Regions from separate parts of the Mus musculus genome. Here region 2 is linked to region 1. A link is a loop called in an ENCODE intact Hi-C map of the cell type or tissue named here. Cell type or tissue: left cerebral cortex. All regions are shown on one strand.

Evidence for each region. A loop is a pair of places that touch in the nucleus more often than their neighbours do. Peaks named below come from ENCODE experiments on the same cell type or tissue, not always from the same donor. Only the 100,000 strongest peaks of a DNase experiment are listed, where the experiment ranks them.
Region 2: it touches region 1 in a loop (3-fold over the local background); 4 of 42 quality-filtered maps call a loop at or near these places.

Annotation. Positions count from the first base shown.
Region 1 is chrX:106,380,657-106,388,656 of GRCm38, forward strand. It overlaps the pseudogene Gm6325. Among named protein-coding and RNA genes, the nearest start is that of Mir6382, 75 kb to the left of the region's middle. In left cerebral cortex, CTCF peaks have their summits at 153 (motif pointing left) and 4,853 (motif pointing left); DNase peaks (open chromatin) are centred at 152 and 4,857.
Region 2 is chrX:106,216,291-106,224,290 of GRCm38, forward strand. Taf9b (TATA-box binding protein associated factor 9B) reads right to left here and starts at 3,552. Exons shown (of 7, transcript NM_001001176.2): 1 at 3,289-3,552; 2 at 2,606-2,687; 3 at 2,020-2,156; 4 at 1,807-1,941. The coding sequence starts at 3,339. In left cerebral cortex, a CTCF peak has its summit at 3,681; DNase peaks (open chromatin) are centred at 3,020 and 3,389; H3K4me3 peaks cover 1,507 bases; H3K27ac peaks cover 1,266 bases.

The sequences.
Region 1 (8,000 bases):
TTCTGAAAGTTTCAATCACTTTAAACCACTTTATATGAGGTCAAAGTAATGTTCTTAGTAGGCTGCAGCCTCCATTGAGGAGCATATCAAGTTTTTGAGGGATGGTATGATCTGGGAGCTATGTGGTTTTTACTATCTCACCATCTAGTGGACACACCACAGAACTGCTCTATGTCTCTAAGGCTCAAGTTCAGAGGGTGGGGATACACATCTGCAAATCCACTCTACTACTCATCTGCACACCTGCACCAAGAGGAAGCTGAAGGAGCTGAACAAAGTAGTCATCAGGAAAGCAGCCACCAGGTAGTTCTGAGTTTGTCTTGTCTCTTCATTCAGTATATATTTATACCATATTCATTCAAACTATCCAGTTTGCATTTTATTACTGTATATATTTAACCAAAATAGTTTAGGTTTGGTCTTAAGTAGCTTATTCAAAAGTGTGTAGATACCAAATGCTTTAGAAGAACAGCATGCCTCATACAATTAATTTATTCAGTTTAAGAAGAACTTTCTGGGTGAGATCCTGTCTGTCACACGAACAGAGGGATTATATTCCTACAGCTATGTCTTCCTGAGCAAAGACATCTAGAGCTCTAGATCCTAAAAAGAAATCTCTAAAATGGAAGATAGTGATACTTTTAATCAAAGGCTACTTTGCTTTTGAGCAAAGGGTAATCAGAGGTGGAAGCAAATAGGCAGTCTCCTCCTCCTGATGTAGCTCCTCCTCTTCCCTCTCCTCCTCACAATGCTGAAAGCTAACTTGTTTATCTTTTTAAGGTAGTGGTGCTCATAAAATACATGACATACCAGAGAAAGATTTCCATGCAAGCCAATTTTGCATAACCCCATCTCTGCTACACAGCATAGAGGATTGTTGGCTAAGATTATTAGATAGCACAACTTTAAGTATTAATTATCAAAGAAATAAAACTTTGCATAAATTTACATTTTCATATCGAGTCTCTGAATAAGAAGAAAAATTATCAAAATAAAATTGTATCAATCCATTCATCCATCCTTCTATCTATCTAGGTTTTTCAAGACAGTGTTTCTCTGTATTGTAGCCCTGGCTTTCCTGGCCCTCCCTCTGTAGTCCAGGCTGGCCTTTAACTCAGAGATCACCCTGCCTCTATCTCCTGAGTGCTAGCATTAAAGGTGATTACCACCACTGCCTAGCTGATGAGTAGATATTTGAATACATACCATGATTTTAATAAGCTATGTGGATTGGCTTGGTAAGTTACTACTAGATACCCACTCCTGTCAAAAAGAATTTAGGAGAAAATGAGGAATTCAGCCTAGGTGCAAGTTGGGGCACAGTGACTATATGTTTATATTGTATGCTTGAATTAAATAATGCAAGATAATTAAAAACACTTACATATAAATGTTTTTATAGGGTCCATTTTTACCATTGCTGGACAGTGCCAATTCATATGTCATAGAAGAATTAATATCACATTTTTTGTTACACTTCTGAGTCCATGAAACAGTAGCAGATTGGGTTTGAATATTAGAAACCTAAAATGAAGAAAATGCAAGCAGTATACTTAAAAGTCATAATCTCTACTTTTAAATGCAAACTTTTCTTTAGTTGTTTCATACTAGCTCCAATTCTCATATTAGGTGCTTAAATACTATGATTAACTAATTAGCCACCACTCCTATCTTTAATGATGCCACACTGGATCTTATTGCATTGCTGCAGAAGAGTATGAAAATATCAACACAGTAAATGCTTTAAAAATAGAAATGAATTTGGAGGGTTTAGATGGAAAAGATGGAAGAGCATGAAATCTTTACTTTTGTTACATACCACAGGTTTTCCAATGGCAAAACAACATGGCTGTGTTCTGTACTCTGTATTGTGTTCTAAAAGTAAGAAAAAAGACCTCAAACAAAAATAATATTTTGGGAAAGTCAAGAGAAAAGAGTTAGATCAGACTGCAAATATGTCATCACTATGAAATCTAGTAAGACCCAATTAAATTTGTATTTAAAGATTTGAATCAGAACCCAGTGAACATATATATTAAACGTCATGATCTCACTTGTATGTTGAATTAGGTAAAGTTGTAAGAAACATAATAATCAGGAAATCGGAGCAGGGTGGAATTGCCGATCAAAGGAAATAAAATTCATGTAGAAGGAATAGGTGTTTGGAGTTATTGAACAGCAGGATGACTTAGTCGTTATAAGGTATATTTCAATACAGTGGACATACATTTTCATATGTTTCAACATAAAAAAGAAAAGAAAAATCCAATCCTAATCGATAAGTGAGATGATGGATGTTAGTTATCTTCATTTTCTAATTCCAAATTATATTTATATATCCCGTATATAAATGTTTATCAAAATGTCTCATTGCATTTTATAAGTTTAGGCTTATTACATGTCAATTAATAATACATTAAAAATAAATTAGAAAAAGTGGATGTGAAGGGAAACAGAAGCAGAGAATGGCACTCTAAAAGTTTGAATTGGCTGGCAAGGTGACCTGGACAGTAAAGGTACTTTCTACAAAGCACTATAACCTGAGTTTGAACCAGTGACCTGCATCTTTGAAAGGAGAAAACAAACTCCCCTAAGTTCCCCTCTGATCTCCCTTGTTCACATACACATATAAATAGATAATTATGTATAATAAAAATTTATTTAAAATGCACTGTGAGTCCAAATTATTTGGCTTGTACCCTCATTGACAACAGAATGGGGTTCCTGTGTTTACCTTTCAGTGATGCATTTGACGACTGACTCTTCTTTTGGTTTTCACCTAATATCTGCTTATTGTCTCTAGCTCCCATGTTAGCCTCTGTCTCTCCATGAACGTTTTCAGAAATGCTGGCAACATTAGAAGGTCTGAGGCCATCATTAGTTGAGAAGAAAGTGTTGCAAGCATTCTCAGAAGTACAGCTTGGAATACTCTTAGCATCTGGTGGTTCGTGAGTTTCATCATAGGTGACTTGATTGTAATTACTTATGGAAGGGCCTATAATATTGTTATTGATGTCAGTGTAAAAGCCCACATTTGAGGTAGAAATGCTTGGGGTATGAGCAGAAGAACTAGTGATTCTGTTAGTAGGATTAGTGTCTGGATTATTGTCAGCCATGTTTCTTGGAGCACTGTCAATAGTGCAACTGTTTAAGACAGTATTCAGAGAGTAAGTGTCTGAAGTATTGTTATCAGTGTTAGTATCTGGAGCAGTATTCACAGTGTAAGGACAGAGAGTACCAGGAGGAGCAGATGTGTCAATGGCTTTGTTCAGAAGCAAAGTTGTGTCACTAAATGTAGAGGCAGTCTTGTGTTCACCAAATTGGTGATCTCTTATTTTCTTCTTTGAATATTCTCCAGTCTTTACAGTCTTCTCATCGGGTTGGTTATGGCTCACTCTTCTGTGAGGATAAGTTTCTAAGAGATATAATAAATGCAATAAAGTTCAGTAGTAATCATAAAATCTCAAGTCCTTTTACCTAAGCATCCAAAGAACACTGACAAATCATGAATTACTTTAAAAGCTTTTCTTAATTTTCTTCAATAAAAATATTTGAAGTATATATATATATATATATATATATATATATATATATATATATATTCTGTGTATACATATTGAAGATACAGGGGTTGGTGCAGAAAAATGAGAAAATACAGCATTTTTAAAAATTAATATATTTTTATTATATATTTTCTGTATATACATTTCAAATGCTATCCTGAAAGTTCCCTATACCCTCCCTCCGCCCTGCTCCCCTACCCACCCACTCCAGCTTCTTGGCCCTGGCATTCCCCTGTACCAGGGCATATAAAGTTTGCAGTACCAAGGGGCCTCTCTTCCCAGTGATGGCCGACTAGGCCATCTTCTGCTACATATGCAGCTAGAGATACAAGCTCTGGGGAGTTCATATAGTTAGTTCATGTTGTTATTCCACCTATAGGGTTGCAGATCCCTTCAGCTCCTTGAGTGCTCTCTCTAGCTTCTCCATTGGGGGCCCTGTGTTCCATCTTATACATGACTGTGAGCATCCACTTCTCTATTTGCCAGGCACTGGCATAGCCTCATATGAGACAGCCATAACAGGGTCTCATCAGCAAAATCTTTCTGGCATATGCAATAGTGTCTGGGTTTGGTGGCTGATTATGGGATGCATCCCTGGGTGGGGTAGTCCCTGGATAGTCCATCCTTTTGTCTTAGCTCCAAACTTTGTCTCTGTAACTCCTTTCATGGGTACTTTGTTCCCTATTTTAAGGAGGAATGAAGTATCCACCCATTGGTCTTCCCTCTTCTTGATTTTCTTGTGTTTTGCAAATTGTATCTTGGGTTTTCTATGTTTCTGAGCTAATACCCACTTATCAGTGAGTGCATATCTAATGACTTCTTTTGTGGTTGAGTTACCTCACTAAGGATGATATCCTTCAGATACATCCATTTGTCCAAGAATTTCATAAATCCATTGTTTTTAATAGCTGAGTAGTACTCCATTGTGTAAATGTACCACATTTTCTGTATCCATTCTTCTGTTGAGGGACATCTGGGTTCTTTCCAGTTTCTCGCTATTATAAATAAGGCTAATAAAGCATTTTCTAGTGCTCCACTATCTCCATATATTATATAGTCACTAACAAGTAGGTATAGGATATGTTTTAAAATATATTTTTGTCATTATAAACAAGTCTGCAAAGAATATTATGTATATGCTATAATATTATTACAAAGGTATAAAATTGTACATCTGATAAATTGAATACTTGAAGATTAAACAAAGACAAAGCAAGATCTGTACATGGATGCCAGAATTGTCTATTTCCTGATTATCTTAGAAAGCCCTAGAGCTCTATCTAGTGGCCACCCTGCTTATTCTCAAGGAATCAGCTCATTTTTGCTCCAAAGGACTCCTTCCTATTATTGCTGTTGTCAGTCAGGACATTTTAGACATGAGTTCTAAAAGTTACTCAGCTATATGTTTCTCTCAGGACATTTCCAATCAACAAAGTACAGGGCCATTGTAAGCAAGAAAGTACCTCTCTGCCTTGTGAGGGAAGGCCAACCTCCACCCAAAGAACAAACCTAAATTAGGACAACTGCCCATGCTTGTGGGAGAGAACAAGAACATGAGTCATTGGCAGCCTTCATTCCAGCCCTGTCTCCTCCTGTCAATAAATTCCAGTTTGAATAATCCCTCCTTCCTGTCACTAGCAGTTTCATTTTCCCATAGCCAGGTTCCCACAGTTCACACCACTAACATCATTCCTGTGCATCTCTGTTTAACCATGATTTTCACCTGTTCAACTTGACCTCAGCCCCTTCCCCATCTCTGATAAAACCATAGCCTGTAAGAGACATTTGTTCTAACACCTTCTGTGATGAGAGACCTCCTAAGGTTTATTTCAAAATTAATCTGTCCCCACTGCTGTGGATCTGCGTCCAGAGTGTTAGGGTCTTCTTGCAACCCAGGAAGCAGCTGATTGTGGTAGGTCATCTTGTACTCTATTCTGGGAGGTCACTGGCTTTCCCTCCCTGTTCTCCTTTCTTCCTCCTTTCTTTCAGTCTTGCACTCAGTTAGCATGAAGATGATTATACATTTTGTAGAAGTATGGGAACCTGCTCATGATACCCCAAACCCTCTTCAGAATGTATCCCTTCTCCAACACTCTATGTACTAGGTGAACCATTGGACTGGATCACTCTTTTTATCTCTCACTTCTCTCTTTTACTCTCACCTATCTCTTCTCTCCTCTCCCACTTGTTCTCTCATCTCTCTCCTTTTTTCCTCTCTTCTCCTCTACTCCCTCTCCTCCTCAGCTCCCTCCACCATTTTCTCTCACGTTCCCTTCTGTAGCAGCTCTGGCATTGTGAAGGCTTCTTGTTTTTTTCTTGGAAGTGTTCAGTGATTCTTTTCTCGCTCCTTCTCTCCCAAGGTGACTAGGAAATCTGTTCCTTGGATACTTCCTCTATGGAGAGTCCAAGGAGTTCTTACTGGGATGCCTGATGTTTCCTTTTCTGTCCTCCCCTGGAAGTGTCCCACAGTTGATGGACATCCTGACAGGGACACAGGTCAGGGGTCTCAGGAGTAAAATCTGACCTATCCAATGCTCCAGTCCTAATATAAATTGAATAACTCTCTGTGGTATTAATAGCATATGTGACTTGGCAAATTCTCAGGAACTTCAATCACTTTAGGTTCAGAGCCAGAAAAATGGTAGGAAGTTCTCTCTTTACAAGTCTTCTGCCTCCTGTTGGCTTTACCTGTGTCAATCTTGTTCTACTCACCTTGTGAATATCCCCATGCCCACAAACTGTGTTGCCATTGACAACATGCCCATCTTTAGTATTTGAAGGCCCAATGTTTCTCCCACCTTTTTCTAGACTTTTGACAGGACGATAGTCTCCTACTTGCTGTCCATCCATGAATCCCCCAACTGTCTACTATTTCCTCTCAGATCCCCCAGACATCACCTCCATTTTCAATAACAGACACTAAAGTTCCCTTGTTCACCATTATACTCCAACAAAATCTTGATATCTTTCTGCAATCTTTTCACTTGGACTGACCCTGATTAGAACTTCTCCCAGCAACTTACCTGGCAGGTTCTCAGCAGGGATTTGGAGACAAAGCCTATCATTTCTGGAATGTTTTTCAGTTGCAATCAGGTTCTCTTGTTTCTTCTCTCCTGTCTTTCCCTCTGACTCTCCCTTTTCTTCCCTCCAAATATCCCCCTCTCCCCACAACATTCTTCTCCCAATAGAGTAGACCCAAGTAGTTCTAAGACAGAGAGACCCCCCTTCAGTTTTATGCCACAGTGGCTACTTACAGTTGTAGGTCTCCAGTGTCCTCCCTAGTGTCTCCCAACCTTCTTATGCTGCATCCAAAGATGATCTCATTGTCATCTGTTTCCAGTCCAGACACACAGCAAGGTTTTATAGCCCTGAATCAGGCCCTCAGGAACTCCTGCCCTTGGGCTCCCAACCCTTCCTGACACTTCCTGACCTTTACCGCTCTGGTGTTCGTAAGTAGGTCTTAGTCCATCTAGTCCAACGAATAGGAGACTCACTCTGACCTGTTGCCCATTTCTCTATATTTCAGAGCTGGCCCCTTATGCCTTAATGTTCAAGAACCTGCCATTCTGCTCATCCCCAGGCCCCTTAAAGTTATTATCCTTCAACCCGTGGCTTGACCCTACCTATGTGCAACATGATCAGCCCTTCTGCACTGTCCTCAACTTCCTCCTTTTGTTCCCAGACTTGTCACACTTGCCTTCTCCAATGTCCAGTTTCTCTTCAGCCCTGGAATCCGCTCAACCCTAACCACTCTTCTCTCTATACAAATTCAGGTAATATCTTTCTTGTGGTCCAAATGCTTGATAATTATTACAAGGTAATGGATAGGCCCTTATGTTTTTGTGGGAATTCCCATTCCTGGACCTCTGGATAGGCTCACTGATGGTAGTTTTCTAGGAACCCCCATATCCATCTGGCTTGACAACAGTCTTAGAGTGCTACCATTATGATTTTGGCTGCTTCCCCAATGGGTGGATGAGGCAAGTTCCCTTCATTTTTTAGCATGCAGAGTTCATTGGCCAATGGGTGTCATACACCTAGCTACAGATTGGACAATTAGCATCTACACTCACTTTAAACATTCCTATGATATCATTCATTCAGACTCCCACACTTGGATAGAATAGTGCTTCCTCACTTCAAAGGGCTTCTCCTTATTAACAGGAAATTTCTCCTGTGTGTCCTGGAAGCAGCCCCATTACCTGAAGGCTCAACTTTGGAAACATGACTGCCTAACCCCTGATTCTATTAGTTGGTGAAGGGCCATGATGTGTCCCACTATCTTTTCCCTCTGACTGTGTTACATAGCTTCTCATCTTTTCAGATTTTTCTTCTCATACCATCAGAACATACCAGATCCACCAAAGCCAACTTTTGACAACCCTACTGGTATTTTAACAACCTACTATTCTGTTCCTCCCCTGAAAAGAATTTTTT
Region 2 (8,000 bases), 160 kb before region 1:
TGGATGATCCAATGCAACAATATTTGCTTTTATTGTGTTTTTCTTTTTGTCATGTTACTGAGGAGTGACTGAACTCTTCTGTTTTAAAACCAATTATTGGGAGTTTTTACATCCGTCCATATATCTGTACATACAACACTATCATTCACACACACACACACACACACGTATATGTGTGTGTGTGTCTGTGTGTATATATATATATATATATATATATATATATATATATATATATATATATATATGTTTTTCGAGACAGGGTTTCTCTGTGTAGCCCTGACTGTCCTGGAACTCAGTCTGTAGACCAGGCTGGCCTCGAACTCAGAAATCCACCTGCCTCCACCTCCCAAGTGCTGGGATTAAAGGCATGCGCCACCGCTGCCCGGCTCAGTTCTGTATATTTAAGGTAGATAAATGCTCACTTGTATTATAATATTGGATTTTAAATAGTCAGTGTCTTTTTTTTAATTAGGTATTTTCTTCATTTACATTTCCCATGCTATCCCAAAAGTCCCCCAAACCCTCCCACCTCACTCCCCTACCCACCCACTCCCACTTCTTGGTCCTGGCGTTCCCCTATACTGAGGCATATAAAGTTTGCAAGACCAATGGGCCTCTCTTTCCACTGATGGCCGAAATACTCAGTGTCTTAATTCTGCCTAAAATAAAACTGTCTTATAGCAGAGTTTCAGAAAACAAGGGTGGCCCAATAAAGAGAGTTCTCTTTTCAGTGCTCAGAGAGCCTTAGGTCATATGTCTGAAAAAAAGTCTAGATATGAATGACATACCATTCACCTCACTATTGGATGTCACACACAAAAAGCTATGGCAAAGTGGAAAGTTTGTGAGCTACCAGATCTGGGAGTCAGTCCTAGCTTTGTCCCTGACTCCAATGCAAAAAATTCCCACTGGGTTAGATGAAATAATAAAATTCTTCTAGCTCTGAAAAAAAAATTCCAAGAATTATTTTAACCTTTACTGTGCCATCTACAGGAATTTGGCTTTCTGTAAGTTTACCTATTACTTCCACTCTTTAAAAAAACCTAAGATGAGCCAGGCATGGTGGCTCACGCCTTTAATCCCAGCACTCGGGAGGCAGAGCCAGGCAGATTTCTGCGTTCGAGGCCAGCCTGGTCTACAAAGTGAGTTCCAGGACATCCAGGGCTATAGAGAAACCCTGTCTCAAAAAACCACACAAAAAAAAAAAAAAATCCTAAGATGGAGGGATCCAAAGGGGATAGGGACTCCATATGACAGACAGAGTCAACTAACCTGGACCCGTGGAGGCCCCCAGAGACTGAACCGCCAAAGTGCTAGGATGGGCTAGACCCCTTCCCCTCACATGTGTAGCAGATGTGCAGCACAGCACAGCTTCATTTGAGTCTCCGAACAATTGGAGTGGGGACTGTCCCTGAATCTGTTGCCTGCCTGTGGATTCTCTTCCCCTAGCTGTGCCACCTTGTCTGGCATCAGTGGGAGACTTGTAGTCACTCCTGTAGTGACTTGATGTGCCAGGGTAGGAGGGTACCCAGGGGATTCTCTCTTCTCAGAGGGGAAGGGAGGATGTGGGGAGTAGAAGCTGTGTGAGGGGGGACTGGGAGGAGGGGGGCTTGGATCCCGATATAAAGTGAGTAAATAAATTAATGAAAAAAACCCCATAAGCTAACTAAAACTCCCCTGTCCTCCGTTTTGACATAAGCAATTCATGTAGCCTAAGACAGCTTTGAACCCCTAATCCTCCTGCCTTAGCACCCCTACTGTTGGAATTATAGGCACTAGTTACTACACCTGTCCAGAAAACCTTACCTTTTTAACTAAGGACTTCAGCCTATAGTTTGGAGCTGTTAAGCAGTATCTATCAGGTGGCAGTCTGGGTCCTGCATATGGCTTAATCAGCGGCAAAGGGGTTTGATTCTTCTGCCTTGCAATATCTAGTAAAAACTAATAGAGAAAAATACTCATTAGAAATATACCTTTTAAAGTGTAAGTAAGAAAAACTGCAAATAAACGTTTGCTCACATCTCTTGGGGGAGGAGAGGTAAAGGACTGGTCAGCCCGACACTGGATGGCCAGTCTCACGTCATCGGCATCAACAGTGGGTTTCTTAGCATGACTCGAATAAATCTTTGCATCGTCCAGAATTGTAGTCACATATCCTTTAAGAGCAAAATAATTTTTTCTTAAACGAATGAAGAGATTTCAAGGCAGGATCTTAACTAGCCCATACCGGCCTCACTATATCGCCAAGGGATCCCTTGGAACTTCCGATCCTCTTGCCTCTCCTTCTCAAGGGCTAGATTACAGTATGCATAACCAAGACTAACCTAAAAGCACCTTACTATTTATGCTCCCTGGTTTTTAAAGGTTCCGCTAATTTCTGGAACCTTTATGAATTTTGGTTTTAATCGCTAATTGTCCTATTCGCATACTTTACTTATGCGGACATGCCATATCTAAATACTACAACCCCTTAACTTGCGCTCCTTTTTAGTGCTTTACTCATCTCTAGATTAGTAACAACTGCTTTTGGTTTAAAGTGTTATAGCAAACGAGCTTCTCTAATTCATGAGGTCAGGTTTTGGGTGTATTCACTTATTTAACTTACGGAAAGCAAATTCCAACATTTGATTTATAACCCTTGGCTCATACTCTGTGATTCCCATATCCTTCAGGATCTGTGCCATCACCTGTGGATTCAAAGAAAGACAAAATGCCAGACGGAATGCGCGATGTTAAGTGAAAGAAATCAAGGCTGGATGGAAGGCATATTTTTATATGCAGCAAACCGTTCCTCCTTGTGCCTCTCCCAGTGTTTGCCTATCAGTGATCACACAAAATCAGGCATATGTTCTTGCTGAAAACTTTTAGCAAGGGTGGGAGCAAAGGCACAAGAATGGCCTTTACCGGCTTTCCAGGCAGAGGTAGGGGTGGGTCCAGCTGGCTGTCATTTTCGGATCTGTCAGCGAGGGAAGCTACTAGCATCAGAACCCATGTCGCAGTCAGGGAATCCTCGTGAAGCGAGGAGGCTGCGGACTTGTGGGTGGGGGTGGCCTCGGGCCAGCGAGACAAAGCCCCGCGGCAGCCCTTTGGAGGGGCTCCCCAGGAGCAAGGACGGAGCCCCAGGGACAGGGGGACTCCACTGCCCTTTCCCAGCCACGTCTACCGGCTGCAAACGGCGCGCGATCCCCGCCAGGCGCTCGGGCTCCCCCGGCAAGCGCTCGGGCTGGCCTGTCTCACAGGTCCCAATGCTACGGAGTGCGCCGGGCCCTGCTCCCCGCGCGCGCTTACCAAGGCATCTCTCGGAGCGTTCTTGATAGGCGCCATCTTGGCCGGCTCCATTTTCTCTTGCGGCTCCTCAACCTCGGAGATAGAGCTGCAGGCGGTTTCCACCTCGGTCTGGCTCCACCCCTGTGGGGGATGGAAGGCGGTCCTAGCACGCAGCTCCCCGGCCGGGGCTGCTTCCCAGCCGCCAGCCCCCACCTGTGTGGACTTGGCTACCCGGGGCCCATGCAGGTTCGGAGGTGGAGAGGTGCGGAGGAAGTCGCCCTAGCGATGCTCAGCGACTCTGCGCCATGCAGCGCCAGCTCCCCTCCGACCATCCTCACTCCCACTTAATGCCCACTGGTCCTCGGAGTTTCCTGGAATTCCCTCAGAGGCCCTTCCTCCACTCGGCCGCTGGGTGAACATGGTTCTGGCAAACGCGACAGCCCGTTCCATTTGAATATCACATTAACAACGAATGTGTATCACCACCTCGGCACACAGGCCATGTTGATACTGCAAAATTAGTTGCTCCTTAGCTGACATCCAAATTTAAGTGGGCATTAGGAAATCTTTTTCAAATCTGGGAACCCTACCCAATAGACCAGAGGTTTTCGACCTGCGGGTTGCGACTCCTTCGGGGTCGAACCACCCTTGCACTGGGGTCGCATACGCTGTTTACATTACAACTCATAACAGCAAGAAAATTACAATGATAAAGTAGGAACAAAAATACTTTTATGGTTGGGGGCTCACCACAAGCTGAGGAACTGCATGAAAGCATCTCGAAGGGGGAAAGCCACTGCAGTAGATCCGGTTCTTCACACGTGGGGATTTGGTCTAGCCTACAAAAGCACCGGCTTCCCTACGTCCTCACGGTCTGAGGGGCTCCAGCCTCTAGGGTGGAAACTGGACTCTTTTTTGTCTCCCAGATTGCCCACTCCCATATATATATATATATTTTCAGAATAGGGACCGGCTAAGAGAGGTTTCGAGCGGTTAAACGCTCTTCCGGCATGACAAGTCTGATGACCTCTGAATTCCACAAATGCCCCTGGGCGTGAGTACCCCGAGGTTCACGAGGTTCACGCCATGGCTTCTACTTCCCCTACCCTTAGAATTACGAAGTTAACAGTCTCTGGTTTAAAACGAGTCCGAGAATCCCGTTCCTACGTTTCTCAACAGCCCTGTTCTCTTCCGCCTTCGAAAAGGTTGCCAGGACACCTGGATCAGACACAACCAGGCCCATTAATTAGCGACAAGTCCTATCAGGGTAACTTCACAAAATTACATCCCATCTCGTTGGTACCTAGCTCTAGAGCGTTGATAGTAGCATCTTTCCGCCGACCGCTTACGAAGATTAGAGAATTAGGCCTACCAAATGAGGCCCTTTCACGTCCTCACAACTGAATGGGCCTCGTAGTTATAACAAAGACTGTTTTACTTAAAATTCTCCAGGAGTACCTCTCACAGATTTAACATTTCGGGGCTTAGCGAACCCTTCAGTTTAGGTAGGGCAGTTTACCTCATCCGAGGACGACTCCTCCTCGACAATCTGGTCAAACGCATCCGACTCCTGGTCAGCCATCTTGAACTTTGATGCTCTTGCGGAACCCACGCTGACGGCTCCCAAGCCCCGCCCCACGCACCCCGAGCCCCGCCCCCTGCTCCCCCCTCGCAGCCCCCCGCCCCACGTGCCCTGAGCCACGCGCCCTGCTCCCCCGCCCTCGCAGCCCCCCCTCGCCCTGCTCCCTAGCTCTTCCTTGTCCCGCCCGTAGCGTCTTTTCCCCACTCGTAAGCCAGCTGACCAGTGTTCAAAACCAACGATTACCTTTTCAAAGCAAGTAGAAACTAATAAATGAGTAGTTTGTACCTAGTATATAACAATTAAAAAGAAAAGAAAAAGCGCCGTTTAATTCCTACAGTTTTGACTTAAAACTTGTCTATGCAAAATATGAGAGTATCTTGTTTCTATCGTCTTTCCCAAAGTAAGTTATTTTACTTTGCTGTATCCAAATGTCCAGAATTACTTATCTTGTGCCTTGGGACCATTTGTTGGTAAAATAACAGTTATTTGCCCCCACGCACTGCAGCAGCTCATATGACAACTAAAATAGTTACTGACTCTTGGGTGAAATCCGTGTATAGCTGAGTGCACTGGACGAAGGGATGACTCAATATGGAAGGACACAAGAATTTAATATACTACTGAGATCAGCTTTCGATTTATGATTCATGAATCGTTAATTTCTGGATTTTTTTTTTTTCCGAGACAGGGTTTCTCTGTGTAGCTCTGGCTGTCCTGGAACTCACTTTGTAGACCAGGCTGGCCACGAACTCAGAAATCCACCTGCCTCTGCCTCACAAGTGCTGGGATTGAAGGCATGCGCCACCACTGCCCGGCTTGGAATTTTTTATTTAATAAATTTGAATCATGGTTGACAACAGGCAACTGAAATTGTGGAAAGCAAAAAAACCAAACCAAACCAAACCAAAACAACCCAAGAAAACAGATTTAGAGAGATTACTGTAAAGAAATTAGAGTCCTGTTTCACTCTGATGCTTTTTCTGGTAACTTTGTGTGTTCGCGCGCCGCGCGCGCGCGCGCGCGCGTGTGTGTGTGTGTGTGTGTGTGTGTGTGTGTGTGTGTCTGTGTGTGTGTGTGTGAGTGCTCTGAAGTTATTTTATTTTCAAATACAGACAGCTCTTTTATTTTTCTTTTTTGAATGAGAGTTGTTTCACAACCTACACATAATGTCTGTGCTGATTAGGGTTTGTTTTTGTTTTCGTTTTGTTTTTTGTTTTCGTTTTCGTTTTTGTTTTTTTTGACAACTTGACACAAGCCAGGGTGTCTGGAAGAAGGAACCTCAACTGACAAAATGCCTCTGTAAGACTGGCCTTTAAGGCAAGTCTTTGGAGTGTTTTCTTGATTGATGATTGATGTGTGAGGGCCCAGGCCATTGTGGGTGGTCCACTGCTGAGCAGATGGTCTTTAGTTGTATACAAAGCAGGCTGGGCAAGCAATGGGCAATAAGGCAGCAAGCAGCACTCCTCTGTTTTCTCTACTTCAGTCCCTGCCCTGACTTCCCTGAATACGATGGAGTACAACTGTAAAATGAATAAATCCTTCCCTGCCCACGGTAACTTTGTTCATGGTGTTTCATCATATCTTCCAAAATCAAGCTCTTTTGGAGAAACAGCATATTGTCAATTCTTACCCCCCAGTGTATTTCCAAATTAAATGCACTTCCTTCTTTCCCACCTTAAAAATTTCGAATTTATACCAGACCGACATTTTAATATCTTTTCTATGGCCAATTGTTATGACAATCACTTTGCAGGCACATGTCTTAAGTAAGTTATTCCTTCTATTTATGAAAACTGAAACATTTCAAGTACCCCCATTTGTTTTAAGGAAACTGGAAAATACATGAAAACTTCCATTATGAAATCTTTAATATCCTAGACAAGAAAATCACATCCTTATTCTTCACAATTACATAGAAGACTTGTATATAGTACACCTAGTTAGTTGATAGCTTGCGATTTTCTTTGCTAGCAGTTTATGAAATGGAATATATTATAATTTATATTTGCATGTTCTTTGAATATGAACACAACTAAGCAAACTTTTGCGCTTTGTATTTGGATAAAATAGCAACAACTTGTTATATATTTTCTACAGTTTTATTAATGTCTTTATGAATCGATTTAGTGGCATGAAACTCCATTGTGTTCAAGTACACATTTTTAAAAATGAGAAGGAACATTTGTAGAAAGTATGATTGGTAGTAAGATATGACCCATTTGACTCTCTATATTTTTGAATGTCTAAACTATTTCAACAATTGTTCTTTTCTTTATTTCTTGACTTTTTTTTCTTTTACAGTGTGTGGTTATATAGCTCAAGACTGGCTTTGAACTCACCATGTAGTGCAGGCAGGTATTAAAATTGTGGTTTTCATGTCTCGGCTACCCAAGTGCTGCAATTACAGGCATTGACTGCCGCATCTGTATGGTTGCAGTTGGTTTCAACTCAATATTGGAGTCTTACTGTGAGGTGAGCAAACTGGATTTGGTCTCCCTATGTCTTTCTACTTCCCTTTCTACCATGGGCAATTTTATAATCTTTTTCTGTATATTATTAAGTATGCTCTATTTTTGTAATTGTCCTTCCTATTCCAGTGTGCATGTCCTGGAAGATCAGAAGGATCCAACCATCATCACACATGTTTGGCTAGAGATTAAGCACTATTCGGTAAAATTTATTGAAGAAATATATGTTATTTTCAGGTTTGTATTTGTTGTCAGGATCCCTTAGTGTTGTTTCTCTTTTCTCTTTTTAAAGGATTGATTTATTATTTACTTGTACCTGCATAAGTGTATGTACCACCTGAGTGCAGGAGCTCGTGAAGGCCAGAGGGCATTGGACCTCCTAGAACGGGAGTTACAGGTGGTTGCTAACCATTTGATATGGGTGCGGCACACAATCCATAGCAGTAAGTGCTCTGAAGGGCAGAGCCATCTCTCAAGACCCGTTTTCTTTTCCTTTTAAGTAACCAAAGCCCTCAGACACCAGCAGTTGGACTATCTAATTGGACAGTTATCTGACTCTTCCTTTCTGATACCCTTCCTTACAGGCAACTTTCAGGGAGTGGAAATGAGTGACTGACTCAGACTGAGGGAAAAAAAATGGAGGTCAGATTGGAATTAAAACTGTTGCAGTTTTTGAGGTTTTC